Linked DNA regions of Mus musculus: region 2 is linked to region 1. Evidence: chromatin loops called from intact Hi-C (ENCODE). Cell type or tissue: left cerebral cortex. All regions are shown on one strand. Each heading gives the region's core, and the rest is flanking DNA. Links, peaks and the distances in the headings are about the cores only.

Evidence for each region. A loop is a pair of places that touch in the nucleus more often than their neighbours do. Peaks named below come from ENCODE experiments on the same cell type or tissue, not always from the same donor. Only the 100,000 strongest peaks of a DNase experiment are listed, where the experiment ranks them.
Region 2: a loop joins it to region 1, with 2.4 times the contacts of the local background. A loop is called at or near these places in 20 of 42 quality-filtered maps.

What each region holds. Positions count from the first base shown.
Region 1 is chr3:88,134,194-88,141,560 of GRCm38, forward strand. No RefSeq gene overlaps it. Among named protein-coding and RNA genes, the nearest start is that of Mef2d, 4.5 kb to the right of the region's middle. In left cerebral cortex, for the core only: a CTCF peak has its summit at 3,766; DNase peaks (open chromatin) are centred at 3,294, 3,804, 4,266, 5,019 and 2 more places; H3K4me3 peaks cover 3,140 bases; H3K27ac peaks cover 3,171 bases.
Region 2 is chr3:88,083,453-88,090,819 of GRCm38, forward strand. Iqgap3 (IQ motif containing GTPase activating protein 3) reads left to right here. Exons shown (of 38, transcript NM_001033484.1): 2 at 479-566; 3 at 2,698-2,854; 4 at 3,826-3,903; 5 at 5,442-5,518; 6 at 6,209-6,276; 7 at 6,365-6,478; 8 at 6,686-6,864; 9 at 7,284-7,362. Among named protein-coding and RNA genes, the nearest start is that of Iqgap3, 5.1 kb to the left of the region's middle. In left cerebral cortex, for the core only: a CTCF peak has its summit at 4,396 (motif pointing right); a DNase peak (open chromatin) is centred at 4,442.

The DNA of each region.
Region 1 (7,367 bases), core at 1,210-6,209:
GTCTGACATGGGAGAAGCCAGGTCCTACACTCTTTCCCTCCAGATAATTTCAGTGTGAGAGAGTTCAGATTTGGGGGACACTAAAGTCATTAACATTTTGATTTTTTTATTCATGTAACAAGGTGTGTTGTTTTGTTTCAGATGGAATCTCGTGTAGCCCAGGAGGTTCATTATCATCATGACAGGGAGAGTGGCAGCAGGCAGCCATGGTGGAGGAAAAGTAGGTGAGACCTTACATCCAGATCTACAGGATTGAGAGGGAGAGAGAGGGAGAGAGAGAGAGAGAGAGAGGGAGAGAGAGAGAGAGAGAGAGAGAATGAGCAAGCAAGCTAGGAGTCTGGCGCCCTGGGCCTATTGAAGGCTTTTGAAACCTCAAAGCCCACCCCCAGTGACACATCTCCTCCAACAAAGCAACATCTACATCAACAAAGCCACACCTCCTAACCCTTCCCAAACACTTCCATTAACTGGGGACTCAAGCATTCAAACATAGGAGCCTATGTGGCCATTCTCATTCAAACCTCCACAATGACTGAATGCTTGATCTTTCTTCCATCCAATTCACCCATCCTTTCTCTCTCTCTCTCTCTCTCTCTCTCTCTCTCATCAGGGTTTCTCTGTGTAGCCCTGACTGTTCTGCTGTCCTGGAACAAGCTCTGTAGACCAGACTGGCCTTGCCTGCCTCTGCCTCCTTAGTTCAGAGGTGGCAGCATGAGAGGGGGGAGGGGATTAAAAGCTTGCTCTACTGGCCATTGCTATTTTGTCTCACCACTAGGGATTTCAGCCCTGTAGCAAGTGCATTTTAACATCTCTCTAGCCCCATGGCTTACTTTTTTTTTTTTTTTTATATGTGTGTGTATTTGTATGAGTTGTATGCCACACATGTATGGGTCTCTGAGGAGCAGGCTCTAGAATCCCCTGAAGATGGAGTTACAGATTGTTGTGCAGTGGGTTCCAGGTGCTAATCTTAAGTCTTCCTCCTAACCACTGAGCTTCCTCTCCTGCCCTCAACAAACATTAAAATATCTTTCTATACAGTTGCTTGTTTGTGTCTGAGTGTGTGTCTGTGTGTGTATACACACACCAAGCAGCACTCTTGGGAAGGTCAGAGGGATCAATTCTTTCCTTCTACAATATGGGACCTAGGGATGGAGCCTGGTTGGACCTGTTCCTGTACCCACTGAACAACCTAGTTCACTGTCAACAAGCATGTTTGTTTTGTTTTGTTTTGTTTTGTTTTCAAGACAGGGTTTCTCTGTATAGCCCTGGCTGTCCTGGAACTCACTTTGTAGACCAGGCTGGCCTAGAACCCAGAAATCCGCTTGCCTCTGCCTCCCAAGTGCTGGGATTAAAGGCGTGTGCCACCACGTCCGGCACAAACACGTTTTTAAAGCACTAGCAATAAGCCCCATTTGTGCTGAAAATAAATGTTATAGCCTTATTCTTCAGCTCATAGTTTAGTGGGGGAGAGGGGAGTTTTAGGACTTATCCTCATCCGACCTCTGAGAGTGCAGAGGGAGCCTCTGCACTCTCAGAGGTGGGATGGGGGGGGGGGGAACTGTCTGCAGGGGGACCAGGTAGAGTATATATAAAGTGAATTTAAAACAAAACAAAACAAAATAGGGCCGGGCGTGGTGGCACATGCCTTTAGTCCCAGCACTTGGGAGGCAGAGGCAGGCAAATTTCTGAGTTCCAGGCCAGCCTGGTCTACAGAGTGAGTTCCAGGACAGCCAGGGCTACACAGAGAAACCCTGTCTCAAAAAACCAAAAAAAAAAAAAAAAAAAAAATAGGGACTAGAGAAATGGCTCAGAGGTTGAGAGCACTGACTGCTCTTCTAGAGGTCCTGAGTTCAATTCCCAGCAACTTACGGTGGCTTACAATCATCTATAATGAGATCTGGTGCCTTCTTCTGGTATGCATAATACATAGTATTATGTACTGTACACATAATAAATAAATCTAAAATAACCAAACCAAACAAAACAAAATGTTTAAAAACCTAACTTCCCTCCCAATCAGGCTTTCATCCCAGGACTCCGGAGGCAGAGAGGATCAACAGCATAAGGCCAGGCTGTGCTGCCCAGGGAGAGTCTGTCCTAAGAAAGACTGAAATCCCCACAATCCTCTGCAGTACTCCTGTTTGCCCCAAGCAACTTTCCACGCATGGGGCTGGCAAGCTTGGTAAGCTGCATGTTGCTCTTCACACTCGCACTGCTGCATATGTGCACATACACTAACAATAACTACTTTTTAAAGGGCGTGTGAGATGACTTTCTGGGTAAAAGGTACTTGCAATCAAGCCAGATGACCTGAGTTTGAACTCCCACAGATTGTGTCCTCCGACCTCTACAGGTGAGCATGACACACCCTCACACACAGTAAGGCGCACGCCTTTAATCCCAGTACTTGGGAGGCAGAACTCAGTCGATTTCTGAGTTCAAGGCCAGCCTGCTCTACAGAGTGAGTTCCAGGACAGCCAGGGCTACACAGAGAAACCCTGTCTAGAAAAAAAAAAAAATTGCTTAGCTGGGCACTGCGGCATACGACATACACTTTAAAACTAGCACTCTGGGGCTGGTGAGATGGCTCAGCGGTTAAGAGCACCGACTGCTCTTCCAAAGGTCCAGAGTTCGGATCCCAGCAACCACATGGTGGCTCACAACCATCCCTAACAGGATCTGACGACCTCTTCTGGAGTGTCTGAAGACAGATGTAGTGTACTTACATATAATAAATAAATCTTAAAAAAAAAAAGCCTTTAAAAAAAAACCAAAAAAAAAAAAAAAAAAAAAAAGCACTCTGAAGGCAGAGGCAGGGGGATTTTCATGCCACAGGGCCACAGGATGAGACCCTGTCAAATAAACAAGTAAAAAGCACCACTGAAATTGCCCAATTCAATGCTCACAGCAAGTAACACTGTCCAAGGTCAGCCAGCTAATAACAGTCGAAGCTGGGATCTGGCTGCGCATGGCTCTAAGGGAAGAAGACAAGAGCTGCTCAGAAAATGCTGTATGTATTCCAAAAGCAAGATCACCTGAGCATGTGCTCTGTGAGCCTGACAGAAGTAGGAGAGGCTCTTGAAAAAGGTGAGCCTGCACAGGGCTCAACTCTCCCATCCACAAATACTTAACTGGGCGACTACTCTGTTCTTTACACTAGCTGGAGGCACAACACTTGTGGACAGACACACTGAATAAGGTGAGGGAAAAGACTGCACTCATGTGCTTGGAGACAAGGTCTCACTATGTAGCTGTCTGTCCGGCAACTCACTATATATACCAAGCTGGCCTGGAACTCAGAGTTCCACTAGTCCCTGTCTAACACTTCCACTCAGCTAAAGCGCATGCCTCCTTTGCCTTCAGACTGAACCTGCTCTTCCAGCTCCTGGGTTTCTTTCCCAAAGGCAAAGCCTGCTTTAGGATTCGCTCTCTTGAGCTGGAGATGCGGCACAGTGGTAGAATGTGTCCTTAGCATGTGTGAGGTTCAGGCCCTACAGGGGAAGAAGACAGGAAGGGAAAATAGGGGGAGAGAGAGAGAGAGAGAGGGAGAGAGAGAGAGAGAGCGCGCAAAGAAAGGATTTAAAAGGGGCTATGGCATGGAGGCTCTGCTGTAAAGAACCTTGCAGCCCCAAACTGCCCAATGATCTGAGTTTGAACCCTAGAACCCACAAGCTGGAGAGAACCAACTACAAGTTGTCTTCTGATCTCCACAAACACAATAGAAAGTAAAAATAAATAATTAATTTAAAAAATTAAAAAGCGCCACCGGGTGGCAGTGGCACTTACTTTTAACACCTGCAGAAGCTGGCAGATCTCTGAGTTCGAGGTCAGTCTGATCTAAAGAGTGAGTTTCCAGGACAACCAGGTCTACAAAGAGAAACCCTGTCTTGAAAAGCAAAAACAAATAAAAAGGAAAAGAATACACTCTCCTACCTCAGAAATTCTTTTTAAAAATATTTATTAGTATTGTATGGTGTGCAGGGGAGAGATGTTATGTGTGAAGCTCAGAGGATAACTCTGGGAAGTTGCTTCTCCGGCTGGTACCGAAGCACCTTTATCCGCTGAGCCACTTCGTCGGCCTTTTGCAGTCCTTCTGAATGTCTCTGCAATTCTTCCTGTTCCTATAGTTTCTAACACCCCACTTCGCTTTTCCTTTCTCCAGTAACAGGCCCTGAGCTACTGGCCCTTTAAGATTGCCTTCTTCCCCCACGTGCTGTCTGGTTGGGCTGGCGATGCTGACGCATGCTTGACGTCAATAGCAGCTGGTGGAGTTTGGGCACGAGGAGAGAAGTTGGGATGGGGGTTGGGGGGAGCGGAGCAAGAAGGCGATTCATTTGCATTTAAAGGGGCCTCTCTTGAGTTAATTCGCGCTTTACAGAAATACGTCCTGGGCAAACTTTCTGCCCTAGGCTGGGAATAGAGGCAAGAAAATGGCGTGATACAACTTAAGTCCAAGGCTATGAGTTTGGTATGTTCTTCCGCGGAAAAAGAGAAATAGTCCGTCGGTGCCCAAGCTGGGAGCACGTGACCCGGAGGGGGTGGAGGCAGAAGCTGGGGGTGGGGGGGAGACTACTGTAAGGTTGTGTTTGTCTGCCCCCACCCCCACATCCTGCCCACCCAACTGCAGCTGCCACCACATCCTGCCCAGCCGGGGGCAGGGAGCTCCTGTGGGGGGTACACGGACCCGAGACCGCTCTGGCACCATTCGCTGTCCCTCAGCTCCAGGGCCCTCTGCTCTTGTCCCCAGGTCTGGTCCCAAGGCACCCGGTTCTCAGCATAGGGTACTACTGTGCCACACGGACCTGGACAAGTTTCTGGCGGACTCTGCTACCCTTTACCCCAACTCTGGCTTGAAGTGGAGTTGTAGGACCCCCAGACTCAACCCCTGTCCTTATCTACCATGGTTATGAATGCAGAAATGAGGTATTCAGCAGAGTTTGCACAATTCTGACTCACAGGGCTGCGCGAATACATTTGCTAAGCGCGTTCCACGCCAGCTCTGCATCCCCGCAGGAACTCAGGAGCTGGTGAGGAATACCTTAGGAAATAAACAAACCCAGCAAGCTAGTGCGTCCAGAGGAGACAAGGGCGGAGTGGAGCGTCCCACCTTCCCGCGGAGAAAATACACGCCCACCTGCTGAGGGTCCGGTTCGCAAGCTTGGTGGCAGATGCGGGGAAGAATTGGGGGTCTTTGCGGTGATCATCCAAAAACTAAAGGAAGGATGACTCGGTGGTGGAGTCGCGGGTGGAGGTGGGGATTGAGAACTGTCCAGATGGCGCAGGGGAGGGGAAGGTGAGAGGAGGAGGATCTGCCAAGCAGCTCACCAGACTAGAGGGGAAGGCTAGAGCACTTTTCCTAGGTTGAGTAAGGACTGACTGCCAGGTAGAAGAGGGTGCTGAGAGGAACAGGGACCTTTCCAGTTCAGGTGAACTGGAGAAGCTTGAGAAGGGGTGGATAAAGGAGGATTAAGTTTTATTTGCCAGATAGCTTTGTGAAGATGCATGTGAGTTTACAGGGTGTTCTTTTTAGGATGTCGGTGGGTATCAAGGTTTTACAGCAGGGCTGGAAGGTGACTTTTCTTTAGAACAGATGGGCGAGATGACTGAGGCAGTAAAGCGCTTGCCATGCAAGCCTGGCCACGGAAGTTTGATCCTGAAACAAATGGAAAAGTGGAAGATCCACGCCGTAGAATTATCCTCCGACATCTAAATATGCAGCATGGTACGCTAACAGAATAAACTGATTAACAAGAAATGGTGCACAGCCAGAGGTAGGAGAGGAAGCACGAGACTCAGTCATTTGCCACCCAGAGGATTCTGGGATGGGAAATTCAAGGGCCAGAAGAAAAGAACTCAGAGTCACTTTCAGGAAGTCCAATTTTCATCTAACTTCCAACATTACCTTGGCCCTTTTCAGTCTTTCGTGGAAATCAAGACCTCTCCCAAGACGTTTTCACAGTCTGAGTTTTGTCCCACTTGTAGTTTTACTGCCCCCTATTCTGGTCTCCTGTGAGTTGTCAAGTCAGCAGTGAGTGTCCAGGGCCCCCACCTCCCTGAGCTCTCGGAGCTCTTCCTGCTAGTCTTTTAATATCTTCCCCAGGTGACTCACCTTCCTTCCTCATTCCTTTTTAAAGGACTCAACATTCCAGGTCTAAAGAGGGCCAGCCAACCAATCACAGCCATGGACGGCCAGCCTCATATTTGAGATTGGCTGGGATCATGGCTCGCTGGAAGCTCACCAAGTTAGTTAGGGAGAGGCTGGGGAGGGGGATTCTGGGAAAAAAATTTTCTTCTGGCCTTGGTTATGTTTTGAGAAACAAACTGAGTTAGGTTCTCTAGCTTGGAGAGCCTCCAAGGTTGAGGCAGGTTGAACACTCCTGAGGGCTTAGCTGTCCCGGGCCCATCCTGTTTTGTTTTCCTACAAGCTGGGACCCAATGGCCTGAAGGCTGTGTTCCCAGGCCTGTTCCTAAGACGTCTTTTCCAGCAGCCCTGAATCTCTCCAGTCTCAACATTCTGCTTTTCCCGACGTCGGGAAACAGCCGGAAAAATAAACACCCTGATGACTAAACGGTTTCTCCAGCTAGAGCCTGGGGAAGCACTAAAAATAGAGGCCACAAGTGAGGGGAGGTTCCCCACGGGGAGGGCACTTTCCCATTCTGCTCCCACCATAGCCACAAGCAGGAACAAGGCTGTGTTCTCCCAGGGCTTGGGGAAGGGCAGATGCCTTCACTCAAGTCTTGGGGGCAAACCAGACTGCTCAAGGAGTACTGGCAGCTCTGTGCCCCCACCCCCCATACTACTAGGAAAACTAAGGAGCAACATTTGGGGACCATGTGTGATCCTACATAAATCAGGCTTCTGGAAGGAGGGGCAAAGTGGAAGGGTTGAAAAGGGAGGCCGAGGGACTAGAAGCCTACGTGCTTCCTGTTTAAGGAGGTACATATATGCCTCCAAGCTCTTTGCAGAATAGTCCTATTGAACTGGCCCACTATGAGCCTTTTCTGAACTCACGCAGGCCCTAAAAGGGCTCATTTTCAGCTGAGCAGCCCGTGTGGGTCATACAGTGCAACACGAGGCACTGTACTAGTCTACTGGGAACTAAACTCACACCAAATTCACAAGTTATGTACCTGGCCTTACCACCTTCAGCTTACCCAAGAGGATGGAGAGTTAAGAGATGTGCTTTGCTCTTTTCAGAAATAGTGGAAAATTTTGAACCAAAACAGTCTGACTCCGAGATTATAAATTTTCTAACCCACCACTTGTCGCCTCTTCTCATCTCTCCCACAAGAAGCCAGAACAGGGACTTTGTTCAGTAAAGCAGACCCTAGCTTGTTGAAGAACCTCTTGCTTCTGTTTTGCTAAG
Region 2 (7,367 bases), core at 1,340-6,339, 51 kb before region 1:
GAGCTGAGGTCCCTGTCTTGGTTTTTGGTTTTTTTATGATCCATTTTTATTTATTTTTTATTTTTTGGTTTTTCGAGACAGGGTTTCTCTGTGTAGTCCTGGAACTCACTCTGTAGACCAGGCTGGCCTCAAATTCTTGTCTCTGAAGATTTTTTTTTCTTTCTTTTTTTGTTGAGACAGGGTTTCACTGTATAGCCCTGGCTGTCCTGGAACTCACTCTGTAGACCAGGCTGGCCTTGAACTCAGAAATCCGCCTGCCTCTGCCTCCCGAGTGCTGGGATTATGGACATGCACCACCACTGCCCAAGATCCATTTTTATTTATGTGCACGTGTCTGTGTGAATATACACCTTGTGTGTATGGGTGCCCACAGAAGCCAGAAGTGGGCATTGGTAGTTGTGAGCTGCCCAGCCCAGCGTGGGTGCTGGGTTTCCTATCTAACGCTGCATTCCTTGCCTTGTCTCCCCTCACGATTTAGATGAGCGCCTCACAGCTGAGGAAATGGATGAGCAGAGGCGACAGAATGTCGCCTATCAGTACCTCTGCCGGCTGGAGGAAGCCAAGCGGTAAGCAGGGTCCACTTCTCCTACCTGATTCCAGTCACCTGTCCCCAGAGCAAATGCAAACAGACAAGGGGCTGTGCTGCTGGAAAGGGCAAGTTAAAATAGTTTTGTCTAGCCATGCATGAGACCACACCCCTGTAGTCTCAGTGCTTAGGAGGTAAGAGGATTAAAAAAAAAAAAAAATCAAGGTCAGCCCAAAGGAGGTGGCTCAGTAAAGTGCCACTACTGGGGAGGCAGAGGCAGGCAGATCTCTGAGTTCAAAGCCAGCCTGGTCTACAGAGGTCCCTGACAGCCAGGGCTACACAGAGAAACTCTGTCTCAGAAAGAAGAAAAAAAAAAAAAGCGAAAAAGAAAACAAAACAAAGTCTTGATTAGTTTCAGGCTCAATAGAAGACGCCATATTTTCCTTAGACAAGGTCTCTCACTGAACCTGGAGCTAGGCTGCTGGGGTCACCAGTACTTGTGGCTATGCCTGGGGTTTTATGTGGGTGCAGGGCTTTGAGCTCAGGCCCCCATGCCTGTGTGGCTAGCACTCTGACCTGTTGAGTCATTTTCCACTCCCTTTTTATTTCCTTAAAAAAATTTGTTTTTAAAATTTAACTTAATGTATATGATTGTTTTGCCTATATGTTTGTCTGTGTACCGTGTGCATGTCTGGTGCCCTTGGAGGCCAGAGGGGTTATCAGATCCACTGGAACTAGAGTTACAGATGCGTGAGCCGCCATTCAGATGCTGGAATCAGAATTGGAACCTTTTACCTCTGAGCCATCTCTCCAGCGCCACCCCCCCTTTTTTTTTCTTAGCCAATAGTCTCTGTTAATGTTTTCCAAAAAGAAGATAGGATGAAGCAGATAGGAAATCAGATGTCTAGCAAGGACAGCTCGAAATAAGATCTGCTTGGCTCCCTTTGGAAACATACTATCTGTAGACCTCAATATCTGGAGAGTCTGTTTAGGGAGTCACTGTGCCTGACTTGTATAACCTCCAGCAGTAAAATGCATTTATATTCAAAGTGTGCTCAGACTGATAGCTCCCTGATCCTGGCAGCTGCCCACTGAAGACCGGTGATGCTGGCCTCATTTCTACAGAATGCAGTGGAGTCTCAGAGGTGAACTGAGGAAATCATTTCATCAGACATGAGCTTTCTGTACCTAAGTTCTCAGAACCATAAACAATGAGAGAAATGGCAGAGCCCATTTGGTTTGAGTCAGGTGTGTAGCCAGACAAAGTGAGAGGTTACCTTACACATCAGGGTAAGAGTCTGGCTATACCTCCATGAAGTCAGGCTGTAGTGACAGTTTTAGAATTTTGGGTTTTTTGGTTTGGTCTTGTTTTTTTGAGACAGGATTTTTTTGGTGTAATCAACCCTGGCTGTCCTGGACTTGCTTTGTAGACCAGACTGGCCTGGAATTCATTGGGATCCCTCTGCCTCTGCCTCCTCTGCCTCTGCTGGGATTAAAGGCATGTCCCACCATGCTCAGCTGTTTTCTATAAAAATACAGACATATTGTAAGACTGTGCTTTCATTTTATCCCAGGTGGGGGGGGGGGTGTGTGTGTGTGTGTGTGCGTGCGTGCGTGCGCGCGCGGGGGGGGGGGGGGGGTGTGCTTTGACTGCCCACAACAGCTGACTATGATTTGCCTCCTGCTCTAGCAGAGGCGTGGTTTCAACAGCTGCATATAGTTTCTGCCATTGCGTGTTGTTTGGAATTCTGGGACCTTTTCAGAGAGTGAGGGCTTTAAGAGGCATTGGTGATGGTTGTTCATGGGGGTTGGTTGTAGTTTGTTAATAGCCATAGTTAAAAAGAAATTAGATTAAGAGATCTCTCTCCCCCACCCCCCCATCAAACTGGGAGGGGGAGGGGGAGAAAGGGTGAAAAAAAGAAGAACATGTAAAGTAGCAAAGACCAGCTACAGCAGGCAGGTATGGGAGCCACCCAGGGAGGCTTTCCAAGGTGAATGAGGGAAAGGGTTGGCCTATTCAGGCCTCTGTGGCAGCCTGGGGAAATTGGGGATCAGCAAGCCAATAGGGTAGGGAAGGGATGGAGTGTCAGGTCAAAAGGGATGGGCAGATCCTGCAGGCGCAAGGACCTGTGTGGCCTGCCAGTGGGTAAGACATGCTCTCCTGTTCATAGTTGGATGGAGGTGTGCTTGAAGGAGGAGCTTCCTTCCCCTGTGGAGCTGGAGGAGAGCCTCCGGAATGGAGTGCTACTGGCCAAGCTGGGCCACTGTTTTGCACCCTCTGTGGTCCCCCTGAAGAAGATCTACGACGTGGAGCAGCTACGCTACCAGGTGGACACAGTGTGATCTATCCCCTTACCATCTCTCCCCCACCAAGATGCCCCTTTTCACAGCTATAAGGGTATGGGACCACGTCATTTAAGGGTCCATATATGAGCTGGCCGTGACATGCATGCTTTCATCCCAGCACTTGGGAGGCTGAGACAGGCGGATCTCTGTAGTTTGAGGCTGAGGCCAGCCTGGTCTACAAAACATGTCCCAAGACAGCAGGGGCTGGCTACACTAAGAAGCCCTGTCTCAAAAAAACAACAACAAAAAAGTCCATATACAGTCATTTTTGAGGATGAAAAGAAGTATAAATAATTGTATGTGGTTAGTATCTATTCACTAGCATCTCTCTGCCATGTGGGTGCTCCCCTAACAGCATGGAGCCCTGCTGCCTGGGCCATAAGGTGCCCTGAGGTACAAATGGCTGGAGGTTTTTCTAATTACACTGCACACTCCGAGGCTCGTGGGCTTTGCCACCCTGAAGGGTCTTGCTTGTCTCTTCTTGTCTCTCTTTTTATTTTTAGACTTGTTTATTTATTATATGTAAGTACACTGTAGCTATCTTCAGACACACCAGAAGAAGGTGTCAGATCTCATTATGGATGGTTGTGAGCCACCATGTGGTTGCTGGGATTTGAACTCAGGACCTTCGGAAGAGCAGTCAGCGCTCTTAACCGCTGAGCCATCTCTCCAGCCCCAAGTCTCTTCTTCATGCTCTAACCAGCTCGAGCCTCTTGTCCTGAGCCAGCTTGGAAGCCTTACTGCACTGCCCTCTCTGTCCCTGCCTCCCCACTGTCCAGCCCGATCACCATTTCTGGTGGTTTCCACTATTTTTCTGTTCCATGGGGCAGAGAATCCACAGGGTAGCATCCGTTGGATCCTCTTATCCTTCCTCCCCACTTAAGCTGGCATCTGGGCTCCTCCCATAGGGAGTCCTGAGACCGGTAAAACATTCCCTCTTTCCTCCCTTTCAGGCGACTGGCTTGCATTTCCGGCACACGGACAACATCAACTTTTGGCTCTCTGCGGTAGCCCACATCGGTCTGCCTTCGGTAAGACTCCATGTGATCTAAGAGAAAGTTCCTCGGGGGACTCTGGGCCTTTGAACTAGGTTGTTAGGTCTCTGCTGTCACCTCCCTATTAATGAAAGGAGGGAAGGTCTCCTGGACTGAGGCTCATCAGTACTGTCACGTGGCGCCCCTGTGTAGTGTAGATGGGGCTACACAGAGAAACCCTGTCTCGAAAAACCAAAAAAAAAAAAAAAAGTGAAAGGGCAGCTGGAGAGATGGCTTGAAGGTTAAGTGCCCTTACTGTATCTACAGAGGATCTGGGTTCAATTCCCCAATAGCCACTTGGTTCATAACCATCTGGAACTCCAGTTCCAGGGACCCCTATTCCCTCTTCTACTCTTATAGGCACCAGGCAGGCATGTGGTACACTTGAATACATATAAGCAAGACACTTTTACATATTTTAAAAAAAAATTAAAAAAAAAAGATTTATTTATTTTATGTATGAGTGTTCTACCTGCATGTACACCTACATGCCAGAAGAGGGCACCAGACTGCATCACAGATGGCTGTGAGCCACCATGTGGTTGCTGGGAATTGAACTCTGGAAGAGTGGCCAGTGTTCTTAACAACCAAGTCATCTCTCTAGCCCCATTTTTTTTATTTTTATTTATTTTTATTTTTTAAGAGAGACATTTTAGGAGACAGAAGCAGTGGTGGGCGTATGCTGTGTTGGTGTAAGTGGGACAGCTCTCTAGCTTTGGTCCCTTGTTAAGCTGACTATAACATAGGATGTACTAAGCTTATGTTTCGTTTCTTTCTCTCTCTCTTTTTAATAATAATGTTTTATGATCGATTGATTTATTTTTACTTTTATGTATATTGGTTTTCTGCCTACATATGTGTCTCTGTGAGGGTGTCAGATCCCTGGAACTGGAGTTACAGAGAGTTGTGAGCTGCCACGTAGGTGCTGGGAATTGAACCTGGGTCCTTTGGTTGAACCTCTTCCTTTGGAAGAGCAGCAAGTGCTCTTAACCACTGAGCCATCTCTCCAGCCCCAGGTTTCATTTCTTAGAGGTTTTTGCAGATCAGAGGCCCTTGGCTTGAAAAACAGCGTGGCATGCTTGGTGCCTTTGTGGGTCATAGCAATGCATGCCTTGTTCAGCCCTGCCTAAGCGCACGGCCCAGAGTACATTATCTATGTGGTGAAAATCTCCGGTCAAGGACCAGACTCACTCGGGCTGAGTGCCTGGGACCTGATTTCCCTACAGGAGACTATAGCCTGCATCCTGTAGCTCCAGAGGTCCCATCTAGTGGTCAGCTGACCCTGAACACTCTGTGACTATGTAACTGGCTGCGTCTTGGCTTACTTAGTAAGCCTTTTTGACATCTGACTAAATGGGAATGGTTATAGGAACTGACTTAGAAGCCTGGGTTGCAGGCACTCCCAGCTCTGGTTGGAGAGGGATGCATTGTTCAACATGATCCTCCCTCCCTAGGCCAGCTTGGAAGCTGTATTGCACAGCCCTCCTTGGTGCCGCTCTTCCCAATGTGCAGCAATTGTCTGGTTTCTCCTCTAGATCTTCCTCCCAGAGACCACAGACATCTATGACAAAAAGAACATGCCTCGGGTGATCTACTGCATTCACGCTCTCAGGTGAGACAGCCTGACTTGTCAGCCAGGCTCCTCTACCTGGATCAGCCAAGAGCAATCAATGCTGTAGAAAGGAGGGAGGGCGATAGCCGACTGAGCAGTTTTGGGTATTTACGTTCATAAGCGTGCTCGTGAGCACGTGTGTGTGTGTGTGTGTGTGTGTGTGTGTGTGTGTGTGCCTTGCAAATGAAGGAACAGCAGGATGAAGCCATGACTTGGACGTGAATGAGTCAGAACAAGGGCCCATCAGGAGCAGCTCGTGCAAGCCACTTAGTGCCAGCATGGGAGGCTACTTGGTTCTATTCACAGGCAGGCATTACAGTTGGCCGAATCATAGAATGGGCCTGGCCAGATCCCGGGTCCTCAGTGTCACCTCTTCACGCCCTCTCTTCCCGGACCCTTCTTTGCCTCCATTTCTGGCCTCTGTGGCTGTGTTTGCTGTAATCTTCCTCTTGTCTCCACTGTGACTTCCGCTGCAGCGTGCCCTCTGTGGAGCTGCCACAGCTATAGAGACTTGTATGGTATTTTATTCCTTCTGTGGCTCTTGGCTGGCTATTCCCATGCACTGGAGTGACTGGAGGGCAACTGCTAAGTGCTCTCCACCTCTGGGTCTCCATCGTCATTTTACACACCTGTGGTCAAGGTGTGGAGGTTAGTACATCCCAATGTCCTAATACCTTCTGTCCTTCCCAGTCTCTTCCTCTTCCGGCTGGGATTGGCTCCACAGATCCATGACCTGTATGGGAAAGTGAAATTCACAGGTAAGCCAGCTCCTTTCCTTTGTCCATAGACTAAGCAGGGGCTTGGGGGTTCTAGGCCTAATGAAGAGCATCCCTGGCGTCATTGCAGCTGAGGAACTCGGCAACATCGCCTCTGAACTGGCCAAATATGGCCTCCAGTTACCGGCCTTCAGCAAGATCGGGGGCATCCTGGCCAATGAGTTTTCAGCCGATGAGGCTGCAGGTAGGGCTGGACTCTGCCCCTGGGTAGGATGTGGGAGCATGGGGCAGCATGGAGGGGAGGGGGCGCCACTGCAAGCTTCATAGCCCTTGGGAGGGATCTGGCACCTCATCCACAGGCAAGGGGGTCAAGCTCCCTGGTGCTTCGGCCAACTGTGCTCTGGTCTGGGTCCCTTCTGGCTTCTTGACCTTGCTGTGTTACCCCTCCAAGTCCATGCAGCTATTCTGGCCATCAATGATGCCGTGGAGCGAGGGGTGGTAGAGGACACTCTGGTCACCTTGCAGAATCCCAATGCTCTCCTGGGGAATCTTCGAGAACCTCTGGCAGCTGTCTACCAAGAGCTGCTGGCCCTAGCCAAGATGGAGAAGGCGGCCAATGCCAGGAATCATGTAAGGAGAAACCTTGGGTTATAGGGGCCAGGAAGTTGAGAGGCCTAGGGAGTCTCAAGCGGGAACTAGGACTGTGCTTTGTCCTGCCTCGGGGGACCGTTGAGAAGGAGCAGAGGAGCTGGAGGGTGATCTCTGTGAGGGAGCAGGCTGGAGGGATGAGCCTCAGGCAGCTGAAGTGGGTCTGGAAGGAAACATGAGCCCTGAGGCCAGACTGCAGAGTCTACAGGCCGACTGGCTTAATTGTTGGTGTCTGGGGGTAGACCCCACGTTCTCCTCAGTCCTCAGCAGGCTGGTCTTGGCCTGGCTGGCTGTCAGTCTGCAGAAATGACAAGGATAGGGAGGAAGAGATTGTGCTGTCACCCCCCCACCCCACCCCCGCACCTCCCCATCTCAAGTCTCTCTCCATCTCGCTTTTGCAGGACGATGGTCAGGAGCAGGACATCTATGAATCCTGCCTCACCCAGGCAGAGATCCAGGGCCACATCAACCTCGCCAACGGTAAC